Regions from separate parts of the Homo sapiens genome. Here region 1 is linked to region 2. Evidence: read pairs that join two places in POLR2A ChIA-PET (ENCODE). Cell type or tissue: A673. All regions are shown on one strand. Each heading gives the region's core, and the rest is flanking DNA. Links, peaks and the distances in the headings are about the cores only. Region 1 overlaps TRDN (triadin). Region 2 overlaps TRDN (triadin).

Evidence for each region. Peaks named below come from ENCODE experiments on the same cell type or tissue, not always from the same donor. Only the 100,000 strongest peaks of a DNase experiment are listed, where the experiment ranks them.
Region 1: POLR2A ChIA-PET joins it to region 2 with 6 read pairs; 1 of 35 experiments calls an interaction of 5 or more read pairs at or near these places.

The regions. Positions count from the first base shown.
Region 1 is chr6:123,329,399-123,332,328 of GRCh38, forward strand. It overlaps TRDN (triadin), which reads right to left. Exons shown (of 41, transcript NM_006073.4): 23 at 2,481-2,531. It overlaps LOC124901393 (a long non-coding RNA gene), which reads left to right. Exons shown (of 3, transcript XR_007059734.1): 2 at 2,529-2,630. Among named protein-coding and RNA genes, the nearest start is that of TRDN-AS1, 110 kb to the right of the region's middle. In A673, for the core only: no CTCF peak of the experiment used is centred there; no DNase peak of the experiment used is centred there.
Region 2 is chr6:123,503,338-123,506,267 of GRCh38, forward strand. TRDN (triadin) reads right to left here. Exons shown (of 41, transcript NM_006073.4): 8 at 382-564. Among named protein-coding and RNA genes, the nearest start is that of TRDN-AS1, 65 kb to the left of the region's middle. In A673, for the core only: no CTCF peak of the experiment used is centred there; no DNase peak of the experiment used is centred there; H3K27ac peaks cover 160 bases.

The DNA.
Region 1 (2,930 bases), core at 65-2,564, 170 kb before region 2:
TAAAACTTTAACCTAGAAAATTTTCTTTTAAAGTTAATTCCTGTTACTAAAGATTTATTTGAGATGTGACTGTTCCAATATGTGTGAGATGGTGGTGATCCCCTTTAATGAAAGAGAAAGCCTAATGAGACAACACCTCCTACAGGTGAAAGTTAAAGTCACTTTGCATGATATGATTACACTTTGCTGATAAAATCTCCAGGAGTTGTCATTTACATTCAGCATCATAGGTCTGAATTTTGGCTGGTTGTTTGGAACAAAAAAGAAGAAGAATTTCAATGCATAAAATTTTAAAGCACCATTAATATTCTGGCAAATTTCTAGGAGACATCACTGTCACTCTAAGTGGGAAAAATAAAAATGACTAATTAAAATCCTGACAGTAATTTAAGGGCTGAATTTCTAAAATAATAATAATAATAAAATGGGATTTAAAATAATTATTCTGGTGATTACATTTAATTGTCTTTTTGTACAAATCACTGTCTAGTCATAGCCCTTACTAAAAATTAGGAAGAAAATGGTACAATGAAGTAAAACTGAGGATTTAGCTAATGCATCTTCTTCAACATGATATATGTTGCCCCTGTCCCCATCACTAATATCTCTAACGATGAAATGGCTGGTGCTAGATCCAACCACCTGGTATGGGATTATGGAAAGAAGATACTTGGAAGAGTAGAAGAAGATTCTTTGAGAATATATTTCCAGACATCAGAGACTAAAATAAACAAAAACTAAACTTTTAAAATAAAAATATTGATATATATAATATTCCTGTCTGCACCTTTTAAAAATATTTCCACCTTATATTGGCAAAAGAAATATAGCATCATTGTGTGATTAAATTACTTAATGGTATCTAACCATTTCAACTTACATTGTTATATCCAAGTCAACCAACAGTAAGATCATGTTAAAGAAACCTAGAATTTATTTAAGATGAATTAATGTTTTGGTAAGTCCAGGATATTTTTCTTACCTTTCTCAATTAATTTAAACTTTGAATACTAAAATGTAGCACGATTTATCTGCCTGTTGGACATTTAACATAACATATATGAATCCTCTTGCAAGGCAAAATATACTAATTTACATATCGTGTCAAAATAACAAAATAGTGTGCAGCAATAAACTAACTCTCTCATAAAAGCCGATGAAAAGAAAGTTTTAGTTATAATAACACATTTCTAAAAGAAGGCATAAGTTCCTTAATAGGTTTGAAGCTATGTTGCTTTAATTTTTTTTGATTAGATACATATGGGGCTGAGAAAAAAAATCATGTTGTGTTCTTACATTTCATTAAATAACAATTATGTTTATTTTAACATTAGTTGCAAAATTAGGAAAGTATGACTTAAGGCTATAGTTTTATACATTGCTACACTCACTAATGGTGGCTCTCCATGCATCCTTCATTCCTCTTACTCATCTTTCTGTCAGCTTTCCTCTCCCGCTGATCTCCATACCACTTCCAACCCCAATCCATGCTTATGTAAGCTCACCAGAAATCCTTCTCTTATCAATAAAAAAATCCCAGTAAGATGAAAGTTGTACAGCTAAGTCCCTCTACTAAGTGTGGTCAATATTTTACAGGGAAACAGGCTCTTCTTCTAACATTCACAATAGTAAGTACATTACTTGGTTTTTATAATTTCAGTGACTCATTAATATGGGCACAATGGAAAATTTTTAATATTTACTTTGACACCAGGAAATATTAGACAACTCTGAGCACAATGCCATGTCCACAGAATATACTTGGATTAGTTAGAAATTTTATGTTTTACGTTGAATTTGGCAAGTTTATTTGTGTTTTAGGGAACATAATTTGATGTATGGCATATCAGAATCCACCTTACTTCAAGCCTATCACAATGGAAAGGCTAGAGATGCAACATGGCACATTAGAAAAAGAACAGTGCTTGATTTAGGAGATTGAAGTTCTAATGCTGTCTCCACTACAAACTGTAACTTTGAAAAAGGTCTTGACTATTTGGGCTTCATTTGTCTGTAAGACAAGAGGATTGGACTACAGTTTCTAAGTTCCTCCTAGCTATACAATATGTTTAGGATTCTATTATATATGAACTTACAGAATCAAAAGATTTCACTGAGAAATTTTTACTATTTCATTTTATCTTAAATCTTTGGTTTCCATGGCTATTCCTAAGATTCGCTCTTTGGATATTTATAAAATGTAGATTCCTCCATTTCACTACAGACCCATGGAATCAGAATAGCATAAGACTTTTTAAAATTTTTGCAGTATTTCTGATGCAGCTACACTTTCCTTTTTTGTTTCATAGTACAATTTAGAATTTAATGATGGAATATAAATCTTTTTTCTTTTGCTTAAAAACATATGAAGGCTATGGTTTTGAGAGCCTGAAAATGAAATGATTCATTACTTTGTTGCAAATAACTGAATATGCAAAAGGCAGATCAATGTGGCTTCACATTTCATTGTATAATATTACCTTTTTCCTTTAGGGAAGCTGGAACTTTCTCTTCTTTCCCTTTAATAGGTTCTGAAAAGAAACATCGGACATTTATTTGAAGCCAAGACAAAGAGATTTTCAGATACCTATAAATGAAGTCAGTAAGCTGAAAGTATCAGTAAGCTGAAAGTAAGTGGAAACTTTATAATGCACTTTAAAAATGGTTTTACTCATATAGGGACAAAGAAACAACAGTATAGAATACAATAAGCCATAAACTGATCATTTTTCCTTGGCACAAACATAAGTTGTTCAACAAGTTATAATCTACTTGTTTAAGAGAATGAGTATTTGGATGGATAGGACCTTATTTATGTGTAATTTTTAAAAATCGCATGACTTCAGCATGCAGAAGTCTTCCAAAACTGTTTAATCAGCACAAAGCCAGTTTATTTCTTTTAGCCCACATTTTGTCAAAAAATAAACAAC
Region 2 (2,930 bases), core at 109-2,608:
GAATTGCTGTCATTTTGGGGGACCACTTTCCTCCAAAGAGTATGACACATACAATCTTTATTCCACCTCTTAATAGACATTCCATATCTCAAAAATTCAACATTTATCCCCAATCTTTATATGATTTCGGATGCTACCTCCAAACCCCTTTTAAAAATACTTCAAAATGCCCCTTTAGATCTGTGAACACATTTTAGTATTTTTATAAATAAATATTAATTCCCAATTTACTGTATTTCTTTTCTGATATATTTACTTTAATGTCTTTTACCCCCATTTGAAGTCTGATTTTGGTCTTTTTCAACTTTTAATTTCACTGCATGTGCTTCTTGCCCAATATTCTCTTAGAACCTCCGGCAGCCTCCTGCTCTGAATGTTTACCTTTCTGTTCATGCTTTGACACAGCTGCTTTCTCTTTGTCCTCCTTTTCTTTGGGTTTTGATGGTGTTTTCTGTACTTCTTTTACTTTTGCAGCTGTTTGCTTCACTTTCTCCTGTTTTCCACCTTTCACTTCCTTTTTAGTCTTTTCTTCACTCTTTTCTGCAGTCTTAGCTTTCTTCTGTTCTGTATAAAGTTAAAAGATGTTGAAATACTTTTGTTTATTTACAAACATAATGTTTCATCTGTACTATGTCATTAAGGAAAATTGGAAAAGAAAGAGGGAAGAAAGGTAAGTCACAAGTGTTTATGTTAAGAACAGTATTTTTCAGGAAAACAATGAAAAATACTGTTCTTAACATAAACACTTGTGACTTACCAGAGTTTTATACAGTTTATGAAGTGCTATATTAGATAGACTACTAAAAGTGTTATGGCTTTTAATTTGTACATGAAAACACTATTTTTTAAGGCAATAGTAACTTAGCATGTCAACAAGGAGGCATTTGTAGCATGCAGGGGATGGATGTACAGGAATTTCTGTGAAAGACAATTTCCATACCAAACAGCCCAGTGAAGTAGTCTCCTTTTATAAGCACATGATCATTTTGCTTGATAACTGAAAGATCTTAAGGGTCATTCAAGAAACTGAAATGCCAACAAAGTCTTTTTTAAAGACAACAATTAGTAATGCAAGTGTAAAATTATCGCATTGGTGTTGACTAACAGAAATAAAACAATGAAATCCATTAGAAGATAACTGAAAGACCTATAGTCTAATGATTTGGCCTTAGAAAAACTGAAAGTGAAGAAATTCAGATATTGGCTCCTGTTTATCTTAAGTCAGCGATAATTCTACTAGTTTTTAAAGCCCTTAAACATATCATGGGAAATTCAAAGGGCTATAAATAAAAATATATATGAATAGATATATAAATTAGAACATATATATATTACACACATATATTCTTAATTTGATATTATCCGTATTTTGGAAGAGGGAACTGTGATGCAAATAACTAGTCTGTGGATCATTCAAGCATCTTTTAAAAAGCAGTAATAATGTAGCACATAATTTGTGGAAAATTGTTCATAATAGATGCTGAATATTGGACATTCCTTTTTGTATGTGACTACACATAACCACTATACACCACAGCAACTCTACTGCAATGTTGGAATCCTCTATGTCATTTGCTAATGCACTGTGTAGCCTTTATTGTCACTCATGTTAAAGAATTTGATGAAGGCCGGGCATGGCGGCTCATGCCTGTAATCCCAGCACTTTGGGAGACCAAGGCGGGCGGGTCATGAGGTCAGCAGATCAAGACCATCCTGGCTAACAGGGTGAAACCCCATCTCTACTAAAAATGCAAAAATTAGCTGGGCGTGGTGGTGCATGCCTGTAATCCCAGCTACTCAGGAGGCTGAGGCAGGAGAATCATTTGAACCAGGGAAGCGGAGGTTGCAGTGAGCCGAGATTGCGCCATTGCACCACAACTTGGGCAACAAGAGCAAAACTCTGTCTCAAAAAAAAAAAAAAAAAAAAAAAAAAGAATTTAATGAAAAAATGTAATCAAGTTTCTTGACTTTGGTACCCTAAATGATGATTTCAGGCTAAGCCAAGATAATATCAGAAGGTCCCATTGAGAGAATGAAAATGATAATGCCAGATGCTGGTTAGCTTGCAAACCAAAAATCATCTGTGGTATCGCACTTAATTGACTACGCCAGCACTTCCCAAAACACTGTTTCTCAGATACTTCAGATATTTACAGGAAGATGTTGATACTGTATTAGGTATTGGAGAATATTCTCATGGCCAAATTCATTTGGCAACAATAAGCTAACCTGGTCATTTAGCTTGGACTTTCTCAAAGCTGAAGTGTATTGAGAATTTTTAAGAAGGGGAATTATGATACACACATTATTCAATATTGTTTAATCATAAAATTCTCATACAAATATTACTCAATTACTCTATAAACTTTTTTTTTTTTTTGAGATGAAGTCTTGCTTTGTCATCCAGGCTGTAGTGCAGTGGCACGATCTCGGCTCACTGCAACCTCTGCCTCTCAGTTTCAAGGAATTCTCCTGCCTCAGCCTCCCAAGTAGCTGGGATTACACGCGCCTATCACCAAGCCCAGTTAATTTTGTATTGTTAGTAGAGATGGGGTTTCACATGTCCATAAACTTTCAACATCTTTGTGGCTTCTGTAACTACACTCAGGGGATTTTCTTCTTCCTATAAATCATTTCTAAACCTCCTTTGCTGGTTTCTGCTCTTTCCTGCAGTAAACTCATATGTTTCTGTGACTGAAACCAGCAGCTTTCTGCGGATGACTTTAAATTGAAATCATTCCAGAATTCCACACTGGAATGTTTATTAGTGTCTGTCTGGAAAGAAAGTTTCACTGGAGTGGTCAACAGCACCTCAATCTCATGCAACTCATTCACCTAAAAAACACTTCTAGAGAGTCTATGTTGACCTGGGCTCACAGCTAGTTGCTGGAGCTCTAAAAATCAGCATAATAATAAAACTACCTGAATAA